2 separate regions of the Homo sapiens genome follow, and region 1 is linked to region 2. The links are chromatin loops, found by intact Hi-C in ENCODE. Cell type or tissue: PC-9. All regions are shown on one strand. Each heading gives the region's core, and the rest is flanking DNA. Links, peaks and the distances in the headings are about the cores only. Region 1 has its middle 18 kb from the start of PPIE. Region 2 overlaps MACF1 (microtubule actin crosslinking factor 1).

What was found. A loop is a pair of places that touch in the nucleus more often than their neighbours do. Peaks named below come from ENCODE experiments on the same cell type or tissue, not always from the same donor. Only the 100,000 strongest peaks of a DNase experiment are listed, where the experiment ranks them.
Region 1: a loop joins it to region 2, with 6 times the contacts of the local background. A loop is called at or near these places in 2 of 110 quality-filtered maps.

Annotation. Positions count from the first base shown.
Region 1 is chr1:39,716,929-39,725,271 of GRCh38, reverse strand. It overlaps the pseudogene CCDC25P1 and the pseudogene RNU7-121P. Among named protein-coding and RNA genes, the nearest start is that of PPIE, 18 kb to the left of the region's middle. In PC-9, for the core only: CTCF peaks have their summits at 4,862 and 5,062 (motif pointing right); DNase peaks (open chromatin) are centred at 2,541 and 5,071; H3K27me3 peaks cover 531 bases.
Region 2 is chr1:39,254,135-39,262,477 of GRCh38, reverse strand. It overlaps MACF1 (microtubule actin crosslinking factor 1), which reads right to left. Exons shown (of 101, transcript NM_001394062.1): 5 at 8,103-8,180; 6 at 4,450-4,542. Among named protein-coding and RNA genes, the nearest start is that of MACF1, 54 kb to the right of the region's middle. In PC-9, for the core only: CTCF peaks have their summits at 3,455 and 3,655 (motif pointing right); a DNase peak (open chromatin) is centred at 3,627.

The DNA of each region.
Region 1 (8,343 bases), core at 117-8,116, 460 kb before region 2:
CAGGCGTGGTGGCTCTGTGGTCCCAGCTCCTTGGGAGGCTGAGGTGGGAGGATCTATTAAGTCCAAGAGGGTGAGACTGCAGTGAGCCATGATCCTGCCACTGCACTTCAGCAAAAAAAGAAAATACACTGCTGATGGGAATATAAAATGGTGGAACTACTTTGAAAAGAGTTTGACACCTACTAAAATTTTAACTCTAACTATGACCCAGCAATTCCTCTCCTAGATATCTACCCAAGAGAGATAAAAGTATATGTCCACACACAGACTTGTCCATGAAATGTTCATAGCACAATTGTTCATAAATAGCTAAAATCTGATAATAATGCAATGTCCATCAAGTGGTGAGTGCATAAAGAAAATATCCTCATAATGGAATGCCACTCAGCAAATTTAAAAAGGACATGCTACACCATGGCTGAACTTCAAAAATACGTTGCTGAGTGAAAGAAGCTAATCACAAAAGACCACATATTGTGTGATTCCATTTTTACAAAATTTCCAAAAAGAGTCAAATCTATAGACTGTGAAAGCAGATCAATAGTTGCCTGGGGCTGGCGGTGGGAGCAGGGACTAACTACAAACAGGAACAAGTAAACTTTTTGAGATGATGAAAATGTTCTAAAGCTGGATTGTGATTTATAGAGTTACTAAAGATCATTGAATTATACATTTACAATGGATGCCCTTCATGATAGGTAAATTACAACTCAATAAAGCTGTTTAAAAATTAATAACTTTCAACTGCTATACAAAATTATGGAGGTGGGCATTAATTATGGAACAATAAAAGGCAAGGAAATGGATATTTGCATAGAAAAAAGAAGCCCAAAGAGGAATACTGAGAGAAACAACAAAAGATGCTGCTCACGCCTGTAATCCCATCACCATGGGAGGCCAAGGCGGATGGATCATTTGAGGCCAGGAGTTCAAGAAGAGCCAGCCAACATGGTGAAACTCCATCTCTACTGAAAATACAAAAATTAGCCAGGCGTGGTGGTGCACACCTGTAGTACCAGCTACTCAGGAGGCTGAAGTGGGAGAATCACTTGAACCCAGGAGGCAGAGGTTGCACTCTCAGCCTCCTGGGTTGAGTTGCTGAGATCATGCCACTGCACTCCAGCCTGGGCAACAGAGCGAGACTCTGTCTCAAAAATAATAATAAAAAAAGATGTCGGTCTTACACTACCAGAAGAAATAAAAATGATAATGTTTTTACGACTAAATTGTTTTCACAGAGGTCTGGACACTCATTCTAAACAAATGGATCAAATAATGTTAATGTTCATCATGATTTAGCAAACTTCTGATTTTTGCAGGAGAAGTGAAACCCTTTTATTTGAACCAAATATGACATAAATACTTGATAAATTTTCTGGTAAATATATTTTAATGGAATTTTTTTAACTGAGGAGACATTTGAAAGTTACTTGAATAAGTTCCAATGAATAAATACATGGACAGAATTTTAATCTCTGGAATTTGTGAGATGGGGTTTTTACGAGTCTTTGACAAATTTTCCTATGTTTAAGACTTTTCCTAAGTATTTGTATGTATGTTGCTTCATGTGAAACAACCTTTTTAAATTTGAAATTAATAAAATGGGTTTTTCAATCAACTCTGAGTGAAGATAGAAAAATTTATCTGTGTTATAGCTTTTTAAGAATTTGTCTAGCAGGTTTTCCATTTTTTACTAGAAAATCCCCCACAAAAAGAAAAAGAAAAATCTGTCTGTACTGTCTATTGAACATAAGGCTGCAAAAAAGATAAATTTAGACACAGTCATTGACAAATTTGCAGAAGTTAAGGCTCAAAAATCATAATTGTAATATTAATTACCATTACAGAACAAAATAAGTAGGTTTTTTCCTTTTTTCAAAAAACACATTAAGGTAATTAAAATTATTCATTAATTACTCTTTTCCTTTTTGTATTGTAATATTCATTTATATTGGCATTTATTTATTTATATAGACAAAAGTTCTTACTATCTGCTTTTTAATTTCTGGGACTTATTATTACTATTATTATTATTTTTTTGAGACACGGTTTCACTCTTGTCGCCCAGGTTGGAGTGCAATGGCACGATCTCGGCTCACTGCAACCTCCGCCTCCCAGGTTCAAGTGATTCTCCTGCCTCAGCCTACTGAGTAGCTGGGATTACAGGCGCCCGCCACCACCCCCAGCTAATTTTTGTATTTTTAGTAGAGACGGGGTTTCACCATGTTGGCCAGGCTGGTCTTGAACCCCTGACCTCAGGTGATCCACCCGCCTCGGCCTCCAAAAGTGCTGGGATTATAGGTGTGAGCCACCATGCCCAGCCTATTCTTATTATTATTCATTTTATTTCATGATTTTACTGAAAATGATTTTGTCATATGAAAAAGAGGGACAGTAAAAAAATTATCCATTCCAGGTGGCAAATAAGCTAGGTACTCACTTGGGTAAAAGTGAATGAAGAAATTCCTACACTTATGTATGTATTCAGTCATTCAGTCATTCAAGAAGTATTTACTAAGCAAATGTAATACACCAGGAAATATTCTAGGTGCTGAGGACACAGGAAATCCCATTCTCATCGAGTTTACATTCTAGTGATTCACTCAAGAATCCTGTATGGAGCTCTCCCATTCCATACAAGTGCAGTGGTGTGTTGGAGCTGGCTTGCATTGGCTTGTGAGAGCCAGGTGTGTGCATCTCTTTCCAACTCCCTATTCAGTTATGTTATGCCAGTAACTTCGAATTGGCCATGGTGGGAATATTTACACCATGGAAATAGGCAAAAGCTATAAATCAGGGCTTTTGTTTTGGAGTCAGTTGCTAAATATTTGCCAGCCTACCACTACAAGTCACTCAGTCAGAGAGTTCTTCCCTGATTAATCAATTTATAGAAGCCTGCCCCAGTTATTCTGTCACATGCCCCTGTGTTATTTGCTTTATAGCATTTATTACTACTGGAAATGCCCTTGTTCCATTGATTTATTCCACTGGTATTTATTGAGTGCCTACTATATGCCAGGAACTGTTAAAGTACTTGAGATCTAACAAAACAGAGATCTATACCCTTGTGGGGCTTACATTCTAGCAGGGGCAGATGGATTTTTAAAAACAATGAGCACAATAAGTAAATTATTTGGAGTGTTAGAAGGTGATAAGTTCTGTGAGGGGTGGAGAAAAAGTAGAGAAGGGCAAGAAGGATCTGAGTTAGGGACATGAGTGATGATTCTAAATGGAGAAGTCAGGGTGGGTCTCATTGAGAAGGTTATATGGGAATGCAGACCAGAAGTAGGTAAGGGAATTATCTGTATAAACAGTATTCCAGACAGAGGGAAAAGTCAGTGTCAAGAGCCCACACTGGCCTGGCCTGGCAAGTTCAAGGAATAGCAAGGCCAGTGTGGCTGAAGTGGAGTGAGCTGAGGCAAGTGGCTGGAGAGATGAGGTCAGATCATGTGAGGCTTTGTAGGTGATTAAAAGACCAATGTGTTTGGACTGTATCTGGGCTCTCTACCCCTTTAGGTTGGTCTGAATTGACTGTACTCTATTTAATTTCTGTAGTTTAACATTCATTTGTTATATCTGGTATTTTATTCTTTTTTTCAGAAGTATCTTGCATGTTCATGGACATTTACTCTTTCATATGAACTTTAGGACCTGTTAATCCAGTTACAACAAAAAATCCTGCTGAGTTTGTATTGGAATGAATTTAATTTGTAGGTTTATTTTGGGAGAGAAGTGATACCTTTATAATAGTAAGTATTCCCATCAATATCTCTCCATTTATTATTTTATTCATATTCTTTTTATATATTTAAAAACATTTTGTATTGTCCTCTATGAAGGTCTAGTATATCCTTTATGAGATATAGTCCTAGATGCCTTAGAGTTGTTATCAACCCTGGGAATGGTATATTTTATGCCTAATACTCTTATTGGTTTAAATAGTTTTTCTCTATATTCTCTTGGATTTTCTCATTGACTGTAATATCACCTGCAAATATGGATAGTGTTCTGTTTTTCTATGTTAACACTTCTTGTTTATTTCTCTTATTACATTGGCTAGGAGCTCCAGTATAATGGTGAATAATAGTGCTGATAGCAATCTTGTTCCTGACTTAATGGAAATGCTTCCAAACTTTCAAGCATAAAGTTTATGTTTGGGGTAGATACCCTTTAACAGGTTGAAAAAGTTCCCTTCTATTCCTAATTTGTTAAGGGTTTTTTAAAAATTATGAATCCACATTTAGTTTTGTTGAATGATGTTTTTTGCATTTTTGAGAGGATTGTATGATTTTTCTCCTTTATCACTTAATTGGCAAATCACAGGGAAACATTTCTTAATGTTAAATTATGCTTCTGTGAGTAAAGGGAAAATTAATATCAGGCTGGGGCTGATGCAAGCCTGCCTGACACTGACCTTGGTCTTCCACAATACTGTTTCCTTGGAAACTGCAGAGTTAACATAAACAGGGGATGTTGTGTATGCTGACTACACAATTGTGTGGAACTGCGCATGGGTCTGGAGGCATTGTCAGTGAGCATACAGGTCATGAGCGTATGCAACTGGGAATGGCAGGAAATATTGGTGAGAAATAGAGGTTTCAGGTTATTTACTTACTTACTTATTTATTTATTTATTTATTTATTTATTTATTTAAAGAGACAGGGCCTTGCCTGAGACCCAGGCTGGTCTCAGACTAGGCCCAAGAGATCCTCCTGCCTCAGCCTCCCAAAGTGCTGGGATTACAGGTATGAGCCACTGCGCCTGACTAAGGCTTTAGGTTCTATGAGTCAAAGTGATCGCTGCACACCTTGGCTAGCCCGTGGCAGCTGTAATTGCCCTGTGGATGAATGACAACAGGACATGTGTACTTCGGTAGCTGCTGGGCCACCTGGTGAGATAAAGATGTAGCATCTGCCATATCTTCTGCCTTGTATTCTAGGTTACAATTTATTTCTGTCTCATGAGTCTTGCTGTCAACTTGAACCTATAATCACAGCTGTAGTCTGTACCTTCTTTCCGGGATTATATTTAGCACAATTATGGAGCAGTATTTTAATTTTACCTCTAGGGGGCAGTCATGGATCATAAATTGGTATGCTGTTTTAAAAAACCATCTAGAATAAACTGCCCTTTTAGGTTATGTACTTTTTTTTTTTTTCTCATTTTTACAGATGAAGAGACTGAGCCTTAGAAAATCTAAATAATTTTCTTAGTTCACATAACTTGTAAATAGCAAAAAGCAGATCTGGGATTTTTTTTCAGATAAAAAATTATACTTTATTATAACTTTTAAAATTGCAGAACGTCAAGCTGAATATCATTAGACACGTACACAAAACCACTCATCTCTAAAGTCATCTTCTATACCCTATCAAAATTTGGCCAATGAATCATGCCTCAGGGAATTTTCCAGTTCAACCCCATACACCAACATGGAATATTTGGAAACACTAGCCTTTTGGTTTTGCCCAGAATTCCAAAGCGCTATTACAGGTGGAATATCTGCTGCAGGAGGTCATTCTTGCTGCTGTGGGTGTGAGTAAAATGTCCACCTGTATGCCTCTGGTCCTGCAGGCTTTGTTCTCTTTCTTCTTGTTTTGTCTCCTTCTACAGGGGTTCCCTTACATACTGCAATCAAAAGACATCTTCTGCTCAGAATCACAACAGATAGTGAGTGGTTCAAGTGAGAAGTAATGTTATATAGTAAGTTACTGAATCTACAATGAGAAATTGAACTCTGGGGCCACAACTCAAATATGATTTCAAGGTAAAGAATATAATTACTTGGCTGGCTAGTGAAACGCTTATTTCCTTCTAAAATCATAATTGCAATATGGACTTCTGCTTCATGCTGCATCCCAAGGCACAAATCAGGTAACCTACATCTGCCAAATGATCAACAGAGCATTCCTTCCTATTTTACCCTCAATGCTGAGAAATTACTCCAGAGCCCAGAAGTTGTTGCATAGGTGGCTTGGGTTACTTGGTGCTCAGGCAACAACTGCCACAGGCCCCACCTTGATGAACACCATCAATTTCTTTAAATATGATGATACTAAGATGGAGGAGGCCCTGCTCAGAAGAAGCAAGGACGTAAAAGCTGGGACAGACTGTGCTGTGGGTCACTACACTAACAGACCCAGATGACACGATGGAACGTGAATACTGAAGCTGACAATCTTCTGAAAATCTCTTTTTCAAAACCCATATGCCCTTTTTTCTAATCTGGAAATCAGGGACAGGGAAACATTCGCATAATTACCCACCAACATGTTCTTCTTAACAGAAGTGAAGATTATTTTAAGAATATGAAAAGTGTTTCAAGACATCTGTTTTCAGGGATAGATCACAGCAACAGAAGTACTTTTCAGAGTGGTTCATTTTAAAGTCAATCTCAAGAACAAGGGCAGCCAGCTTTCACAAAGTACCAAGACATGTTCTGGCAAAAACATTTTTGCTTTAAGTTATATGCTGTCAAGTTCAACTATTTTATACATATCTGATCCTTTTCTGTCAACAAAAAAGGTACAATTTTTTTAAAACTCCAAAATCAATAATTTCTGGGTAGGATGAAGGTAGAATTTTGGTTGTATTTTATACTTCAGAATACAGATGAAACCAAAAGGTCTGCAATTGTCTCTACATTCACATCTTTCAAAGGTCCTTTTCTCCTTTTACATGGATTCAGTTGAATCATTGCCATCCTGATTTGAAGACATATTTTCAACTTTCATTAGTGGTAAATAGCTCCTAAGTTCATCCATTTCCCTCTTCTTCATTTCTTCTTTTTCTCTCCTTTTCATTTCCTGAATTTGGGCTGTTTTCTCATTCCTCTCTTCACGATCTCTGCATTCTTTCTCTGCTGCTAGGTCTGGGAACCACTCCACTTTGGTCTTTTCTAATCAGTTCAGGATCTCATTTACTTTTTTCTCCCATGTCACAATTTTTACATCCTTCTGCCTGTGAAAACCTATGTGCCCCACATCCATGTCAGCTGTTTTCTTCAGGTTAGACTGCGGCGTATATACCACATTAACGTTCATCTTGCAGCCTTGAATGCTACTGGCTTTCACAAGGTGGGCACAGTCCATCAGCACTTCCTTTGGAATGTCTTCTATGTTCTCTCCCAGATATTTTCAGGCCAGCCGTGCTTGATCAGATCTTCATTTTCATATTTATCCTTTCCCATGTAAATAGTGTACTGGGATGAATTAATGCTGCTGCTGGTGAAGTAGAACACCATGGTCCCGGCGGTGGTGCAGTGACTCTACTGCCCACCAGCAGCGCTCAATTCACCCATATCTGGGATTTTAACCTACATCTATTTGCCACTAAAGTACATGCTCTTAATACACACAGAGGAACGCCCTCCTTCTCTCTTCTTCCCTCCTTTCCCCTCTCTGTCTCTTTTTCTCCTCGAAGCAGTCCAGCAAAGTGGTTAAATGCACTAATTCTGAAGTCAACCTGCTTGACTAGGAAGGATTGGCCCATAGGGGTACGTAAAGGTTAGAATGGCAGCGGGAAATTGATTCACATGAAAAATAAATTACCTACCACACCTACCAAAGTCTGGCTCTATGACTTACCAGCTATGTGACCATGGGAAGGTTACTTAATTCCTCTGTGGCACAGGTCCACCTGTAAAAGTGAGATGATAAAGGAAATTTTTGCTAAGCCTTGAGCATGTGTAGATGGACTTACACCCTGCTTGACTTTGAGCCTGGATGAGTAATAAAATGCAAAAATCAATCAGTTAGGGTCCCAGAAGAAGGAACCAAAGCAACTGCTTCTGGGAAAATTGATCAGAATCAGAAAAAAACCCATAACAAACAAACAAACAAAAACCCTAACCTGATGAGGAACTTCTTGTGTTTGCGATTTGTGCCTCAAGTGTTTATTTGGATTCAACTTCGTGGACTTACTGGGTCAATAAAGATTCAAAAAAGCACAGATGGAATTGGGGCTCAGTTCCATTACAGCCAAATAATCCTGAGAGGACAAGCTAAAGACTTATTTAAACCAATCACCTCTCCTTATGAAACTGTGTGGCTTTTGCCCTTATAAGCCTACCCTTGCCTTTGGACTGGGTGTCAGTCTTCACGAGGCATGCTCTTCCTTGTATACTACTCACCTAAAAGTAAACCCTTAATGCTTATATGAAAGAGTAGTCAACATCACTGATCATCATAGAAATGCAAATCAAAACTACAATGAGATATCATCTCTCTCCAGTTAATTAAAATGGCTTTTATCCAAAAGTCAGGCAATAACAAATGCTGGTGAGGATGTGGAGAAATGGGAAACCCTCATACACTGTTGGTGGGAATGTAAATTAGTACAAC
Region 2 (8,343 bases), core at 251-8,250:
AAGAGTCCAACTAGATGGTCTGTATCTAGTTCAATTTTGTATCTTCTGTAGTAGATTCTTTTTTTTTTTTTTTTTTTTTTGTGATGGAGTCTCGTGTAGCCCAGGCTGGAGTGCAGTGGCACAATTTCAGCTCACTGCAGCCTCCACCTCCCGGGTTCAAGTGATTCTCATGCTTTGCAGCCTCCCAAGTAGGTGGGACTACAGTGCGCCAACACACCTGGCTAATTTTTGTATTTTTAGTAGAGATGGGGTTTTACCATGTTAGCCAGGCTGGTCTTGAACTCCTGACCTCAAGTGATCTGCCCACCTAGGCCTCCCGAAGTGCTGGGATTACAGGTGTGAGCCATTGCACTCAGCCGTGTATCTTCCATACACTCTATCTAAGACCTTGCTCATAACATTCCCAGTCAATGTTTGTGGAATTCAATTAAATAATACATTTTCCTGCAAACTAAAACCACAAAGAGATACAATTTCACACTCACTGTGATAGCTATAATCTAAAACAGACAATAAATACTGGTGAGGATGTAAAGACACAGGAAACCACATACATTGCTGGTAGGAATGTAAAATGATACACCATTTTGCAAGACAATTTGGCAGTTTCTTTAAAAGCTAAACATGCTTACTGTACAATTAAGAAATCCCATTCCTAGGTATATACATGTATACACAAGAGAAATGAAAACATAAACCCACACAGACTGGTATGCAAATAACTTTATTTATAACAGTGAAAAAGTGAAAACCACTCAAATGTCTATCAACTGGCTTAATATTTAAACAAAATACATGATATATCCATACAACAGAATATTCAGCAATAAAAAAGAATGACGTACTGATATGTGCCACAACATGGATGAACCAAAAAATATTATGTTAAGTGAAAAAAGCCAGATACAAAAGACCATCTATCATAGGATTCCATTTATATGAAATGTCCAGAATAAGCAAATCTATCAAGATAGAAAATAAATTAGTGGCTGCCTGAGGCTGGTGATGAAAATGTGCAGTAACTGTAAATGAACAAGAAGGATCTTATTTGGATGATGAAAATGTCCCCAAACTAGATTATGGTGATGATTGTACAACTCATAAAAATCATTAAATTAGTTGATTTGATGGTATGTAAATTACACCTCAGTAAAGTTTTTTTTATGAATGCATTTTCCTAAAATAAACAAACAATAGAAATTATAACCAAAAAGGTGTTTTAAAACATTTAGCTAACTACAGAGAATGGGAAGATACAGAATGGAGGGAGCAGAGATGGAAGCTAGACCTCTCTGAACACAATTTGTATTTAACTTTTTAAAATTTCCCTTTGGAACAATATAAATGATCTACATAATGTAAGGTAAAATTGAAAGGAAAAAAGCAACCCCCCAAAACTGAAAGCAAATAAAAACAAATGAACCTTAATTGTGTATTGAATTTGTGGCTTAACAACAATAGAGAGAAATTATTTCAAGTGACTTCAAAGTAATCATACTGCTAACAATAACATTCATATTGTCACTTGGATTCATATATATTACAAATAATATATATGATTTTACAGATCTCTGTGTGTGTAGGAAAAGAGTAAGTAACCACATTACTGTTGTTAAGATCAAGATTTTCAGTATAAGAAAAAAAATGATATAAAGTCAAAGAGGTTAAACAAAACCCTGCAATCCTAAATTTGAATTAGAAATATCAGTAAAAATTCATGGGGTTTTTTGTTTGTTTGTTGTTGTTGTTGTTGTTTTTAGAGATAATACAAGTATTGCCTAGCTCTGCCCACAGAAAAAGCCTAGAAATGATGGGCAACCAGCCGCGTGTGGTGGCTCACGCCTGTAATCCCAGCACTTTGAGAAGCTGAGGCAGGTGGATCACCTGAGGTCAGGAGCTCGAGACCAGCCTGGCCAACAACCCTGTCTCTACTAATAATAAAAAAATTAGCTGAGCGTGGTGGCACACGCCTGTAATCCCAGCTACTTGGGAGGCTGAGGCAGGAGAATCGCTTGAACCTGGGAGGCAGAGGTTTTGGTAAGCCGAGATGGTGCCATTGCACTCCAGCCTGTGCAACAAGAGCGAAATCTGCTTCAAAAAAAAAAAAAAAGAAAAGAAAAAGAAAGAAATAATGGGCAACCTAGGAGCATTCAGACTGTGGTCAATAAATAGAGAACCAGTTCCTAGGGGAGATTAAGAATTTCAGGCCTGGGACAGAAAATATAAAAAAAGAGTCTGGAATACCTCATCGCACAAGAAATAAAGGAAATTATCAAAGACCACTGTGGTCATGCCAAAGGACTCAGAGTCAACTTGAAAGCCTCTTTACAGCCAAAGATGGAGCTATTTGATTTTATTAAAAAGAATAATAACTGTATTTGATTGGAACATTAAGTCTGCTTAAAAATCCACAAGTCACAGTGATACTAAAAAAAAAATGGTGAACAAAGGAACTATTATTGGTCACCTTTGGAGAATCTTAGCGAACCAACTAATTATTCTGAAAACTAGTAAACAGAAAGAAATGAAATTTTTAAATGCTTCAAGGAAATGTTTCTTCTGGCCGGGCACGGTGGCTCACGCCTGTAATCCAACACTTTGGGAGGCTGAGGCAGGTGGATCACCTGAGGTTGGAAGTTTGAGACCAGCCTGACCAACATGGAGAAACCCTGTACTAAAAATACAAAATTAGCCGGGTGTAGTGGTGCATGCCAGTAATCCCAGTTACTCGGAAGGCTGAAGCAGGAGAATCTCTTGAACCCGGGAGGCAGAGGTTGCGGTGAACGGAGATTGCACCATTGCACTCTAGCCCGGGCAACAAGAGCGAAATTCCGTCTCAAAAAACAAAAAAAGAAAGAAAGAAAAAGAAAAAGAAAAAAGAAAAGAAAATGTTTTCTCTATTTAAACATTTGTTATGGCCTGGTACGGTGGCTCACGCCTGTAATCCCAACACTTTGGGAGACCGAGGTGGGTGGATCACCTGAGAGCAGGAGTTCGAGACTAGCCTGGCCAACATGGTGAAACTCTATCTCTACTAAAAACATATAAATTAGCCAGGCATGTTGGCAGGTGCCTGTAATCCCAGCTACTTGGGAGGCTGAGGCAGGAGAATCTCTTGAACCCAGGAGGCGGAGGTTGCAGTGAGCCAAGAACACATCATTGCAATCCAAGAGCAAAACTCGGTCAAAAAAAAAGGAAATTAATTTAGTTGTAGTAGTTGGGGTGAATAGAGACAGTGAATAAATTCTCCTTACCTCCCACCTATGAGACAAACATTGGGCACTCACAGTGAGGGCAGGTTTGTGACCAAAAAACAAACAAATTTCTCTAAAAGCTCCTCTGTTCATAAGAGTTCCAAAGGGATAACTGTAGTCCTCCATGAAAGCTCAACAAAGTTTCCCATCCTGCCAGACAGAGCACACCTACCAAGTTCATGTTCCTGGTTATCCCTATGCCCAAAGCTTGCCTGAGGATACCCTGTGGTTCCACAAAAATACATTACCACCACACAATCCTAGCCCTGTCCATGCTGGTGACTGCCAGCATTGCTTCCAAACTAGAGCCTCAAGAAACAAGCCTAAGCACTCAGATTTTTCTCTCAGGAATTCGGGGACACCTGTTGTTCTATCTTTAACCAGCAGGTAGCGCCAACTCCCCAGCTAGGATGTCACCTTGGCCTCATCCCTGAAGTCGGCACCCTGCCTTCTATTCCCACTAGCTATCAGCCTCTAATCCATCAGCCTCATGTGCAGCAACTGTGTATCAGAGAGAGCTGTCTGAGAAATAGCTTTGTTTGGCTGACCTAAAAGGGATGTAAAAGAACAGCCTTTTTATAAAAATAGGGCTGTACTTTTCCAATAGCAATTCAGATCTAAAAAGGATTTGCCTTCTTAGGAAGAGGAAGGCCATGTGACCATGTGAATATTCTTCAAGATGCTCTTGGGTGTGATGGCCGCTGCAAGGTTGTGCTTGCCAGCACATATACAAACCCAGATACTAAAGTATTCTAATTAACGAGGCTTGTTTAAAGGTTATTAGAGATGAGAAAAAGTCTACATTAGAGCAGGACTATGAACCTTCACTCCACCATTCTAAAGCATCAACACCAACAGCTTTTCTCAACCCTCATATTCTGAGTCCTTCAAGAGCCTCATTTTGATTCAGCTGAGCAAACAGACCTCTAATAACCAGACTGCTGAGGACAGGGCCAAACCACAAATGGGTAAAAAAATCCCTCCATTTAATTAAGCAAATAATTAGGAAGTTTTGCGTTTACGATACAACAGCTTGTCTGCAGATCAATCTTAATTTTCCTTTCCAACTCCCATCCACCTTTGTTCACTGACAAATAGAGAGAAGGAAGGCTCAATGCTGTCTGTGGAAGGCAGTGCAACTTTCTAGGCCATGTCCAAACAAAGCAACAGGAATTCCAAACTTCACATGCCCTACCTGGAAATGCAAAATAATGGTCCAGATCAGACCCAGGGTCAACTTGGGGTTGCCATCTGTGATGTCATCATTGCGAATATTCACTAGTTTCACCTGAAAAAGAAATAAAAGCACGGCTCAGAGCTCTAGGACTTTTTGTTTTGATTAAATTTTTGCATCACTTCATTATTGATTTACAGTTAAACTGATTTCTTTTTTGGTGTACAGTTCTATGAGTTTTAACACATGTATAGATTCATGCAACTACCACCACAAAACAGTTTCATCACCCCAAAAAGGTCCCTTGTGCTGGCCCCCTCCTTGTAATCAAACCCTACTCTCACCCCTAATTCCTGACAACCACTGATCTGATCCTGATTCCTTGTTTTGCTTTTTCCAGAGTGTTGGATAAATGGGATCATGCAGCATGCAAGATTTTGAAACTGCCGGCCAGACGCGATGGCTCACGCCTGTAATCCCAGCACTTTGGGAGGCTGAGACAGGCGGATCACGAGGTCAGGAGATCGAGACCATCCTGGCTAACACGGTGAAACCCCGTCTCTGCTAAAAATACAAAAAATTAGCCGGGCATGGTGGCGGGTGCCTGTAGTCCCAGCTACTCAGTAGGCTGAGGCAGGAGAATGGCGTGAACCTGGGAGGTAGAGCTTGCAGTGAGCAGAGATTGTGCCACTGCACTCCAGCCTGGGCGACAGAGTGAGACTCCGTCTCAAAAAAAAAGAAACTGTCTTTTTATTTCACTCGGCATAATGCCCTTGAGATCCCTATCCAAGCTGTTGCATGAATCAACAGTTTGCTCCTTTTGATCGCTGAGTAGTATTCCATTATAGAGATATGCTACTCTTTGTTCACCCATTCATCCATCGAAGGATATGTGAATTATTTCTAGATTTTGGCAATTATGAATATTCATGTGCAGGTTTTTGTGTGAGCACAGTAATTTCTTTAGGGTATATTCCTAGGAGTGGGATTGCTGGGTTATATGATATATGATTAGCTTTATAAGAAGTCATCAGAGTAGCTACGCCATTTTGCTTTCTCACCAGAAAAGCAACCTCGCAAGCACAAGGTATTGTGGGTCACTTTTTTATTGCCATCAGGGCCAAGATTTCTTTCTTCTTTGCCTTTTTTTTTTTTTTCTTAAGGTTCTGAGAGAGAAAGACAGAAAAGAGAGATGCCTCTCTTCCCTCACCAGTCTTTGGCCTGCTCTCACCTCCATTATCCCATCTTTGTCACAGATATCCATACCTGCCATGCCTCCCGCAGCACCTGCTTTACTCCTAAAATCTCATCCCAACAACTCAATGTGCCCTGACACACCCTCTTCCCAGGCTGACTTACTGCCCCAGTGTGCTGGGAACGGAGGAATTTCCTGGGACGTGGAACTTTAAAACTGGGAGTGTCCTGGGCAAACCACCCTACTTCTACTTCACCTCTGTTAGCCTCCTCAATCATACCCTCAGAGTCCTGCGACACAGTGTCCTTCAGCTGTCCTCCCTTTATCTCTTCTACTGAACTGAAACTTGTGTGTCTCCAGAGGACCCTAGTGACCTTCTCAAATGGAGGCCTCATTTCTCCCTTACAATGACATTCATCTGGGCAAGTTCTTTCCCTTTTCTGTATCTTGGTCTCCTCTTCTATACGGTGGGAGTAGGATGCAAGTGGGAAAACCTGTCCCCTCCCCGAGAATTCAATTTTTCTAATCACTAACAGTTGACAGTTGGTGGGTTACCAGTACCAGCCAAGTCCACATTCCTCAGTCCTACCTCTGTCAGCCTTCCCCTTTCATTGTGAAGTCTACCTCCCTTGGCCAAACCACCTTCCAATCTCTGCTAACCTTTTTCTCAATGACCTCACTACCTAGCTCCTATTCTCTTTTCCTGCCTCATCATCACCTTTCCTGGAAATTTAGCATTTATATTGATATCCCAAATATTACACTATCTGCACAAATTGCCTGCCTTTTGAATTCTGATGACTTTCGTTTTTCCCTACCTTGGCCATCTGCACAGCTACATCTTGGACTTTACCGTTACCAAGAACGGCTCTAGTAATCTCCCTGCCCTTCTTTGAATCCACTGTTCTTACCTGTCCACGTTTTCATTCTATCATAGTAACCAAAGCCACTTTTTGTCCTGATTTAGACTTCTAGCTAATCAATTCTTCTCATAAACCCTGCCAGTAAGGCCCCCACCCCAGCTTCCTCTAGCTCCACACACAGGCATTTCAATGCTGCTTTCTCCAGTACCCTAAACACTTCAGCAACCTCCACTTCTACCACTTTTATTTATCAATTTATTTCAGCAAATATTTATTAAGTGCCAACTGAGGACCATTCATTATGAGAGATGAAGGTGAAATGTTAAGATCTTATTCCCCGTCCTCACGGAGCCTATAATGCATTGGAGCAAACAGAGAAATAACAAGAAAATAAGAAATGTTATACCAGAAGTAAATTGTTATGAGAGCAAACAGAGAATTTTAGAAGTTAATGAGAATTACTGATATGAGTGTCAAAAATGAACTGACTCCAAAAATATGCATACCATTTAATGTCACGTTGACCCTGTTGTTGCTTGGCAACCCTAGATATCCCAAATATTTTCCATATGGCTCACTCTAAGCAGATGAACTCTTTGACTCCCTCATCCATCTTCTTTCTACCACAAACCATCTCTGTATCTTCACCCCTCCCTCTGTCATTCTCCTTGTCTCTCAAAAGAGGTATTTTTCTTTTCTTTTTCAAAGATGGCCACACCACTTGTGCTCTGCTTCTCATCCATCAATCCCTGGATTTGGTTCCTTCAGTTAGGAAGCAAAGGAGGAAGGGTGCTGTGTAGAAAGCAGCATGGATAGTGGAAGGTGCACTAAACTGCATGTCAGAAGGCCTGAGTTAAAGTCTCAGCTTTGCTCTGACTTGTGATTTGAGGCAGGTCATTTACCTGTCCAGGTCTCAGTTTCTTTATCTATAATAAGAAACTGGACTAGTACAACATTAGGGTATCTTCTCGGTGAAACGTTCTATGACTACCAATACTCCTCCTCATGCTCATTTTCATTCTTACTCTCTTCATTGGCTCCTCTTCCTATGTCTAAAAATGGGTTGTTGTCTTCCTCATCCAGGGAAGGAAAAGCTTCTTTCTCCCTTCCTATATCTAGCTCTACTATACTCTAAATATCTTTCTCCTGTATTAAACTGCTCACTTAAGTTATCAGTGCTTAACAACTTAGACCTTTTTCTCAGATCTGATGTGGCATTCCACAATCCACACTACCCCCTTATCTCATTTTCACCTTGATATAGCAATCTGGTTCTCTCTCTTCCTGGATGCCACACCTTTTTTCCATCTCTTTTCTAGTTTATTTTTCATCTTCATTTTGACCCCCACCTAAGGTGCATCCACAAAATTCCATCTTTATCATCATGTTCTTCTCCGTGAACATTCTTCCTCTCAAGGAGGTCACAAGTTCTGTGTGAGTACTGAATGATTTCTCTAACCAGAATACAATTGCTCACTAGCAAGTTAAGACTCAGAACTGGGTCAATCAGATTTAGCATTTACTGAGAGCTTACTAGGGGCACTAAAAACATCTCTGAATAGGGCCCCAATGCCAACACAGCCTGGAAGAATGGGGAAGGCATGTGATGGTCTTACCTGTCGCTGCTTTAGGAAGTCCAGGGCAATCTGCACATTCTGCAGCCTATGAAAACGCATCCTGCCCTTCTCCCGGGGCTGCAAACAAACAAAAAAAGGGATGTTAATTCTGGCTACACAATTTAACCATACAGACCCTTTCTCTTTTATTTCCAGGACTAAAGGACCACACAAGAATTCCTTACAGTAGAAGCCAGGCCTGGGAGCATTACACAAAGCACCCCCTAAGACCAGGCCTGTA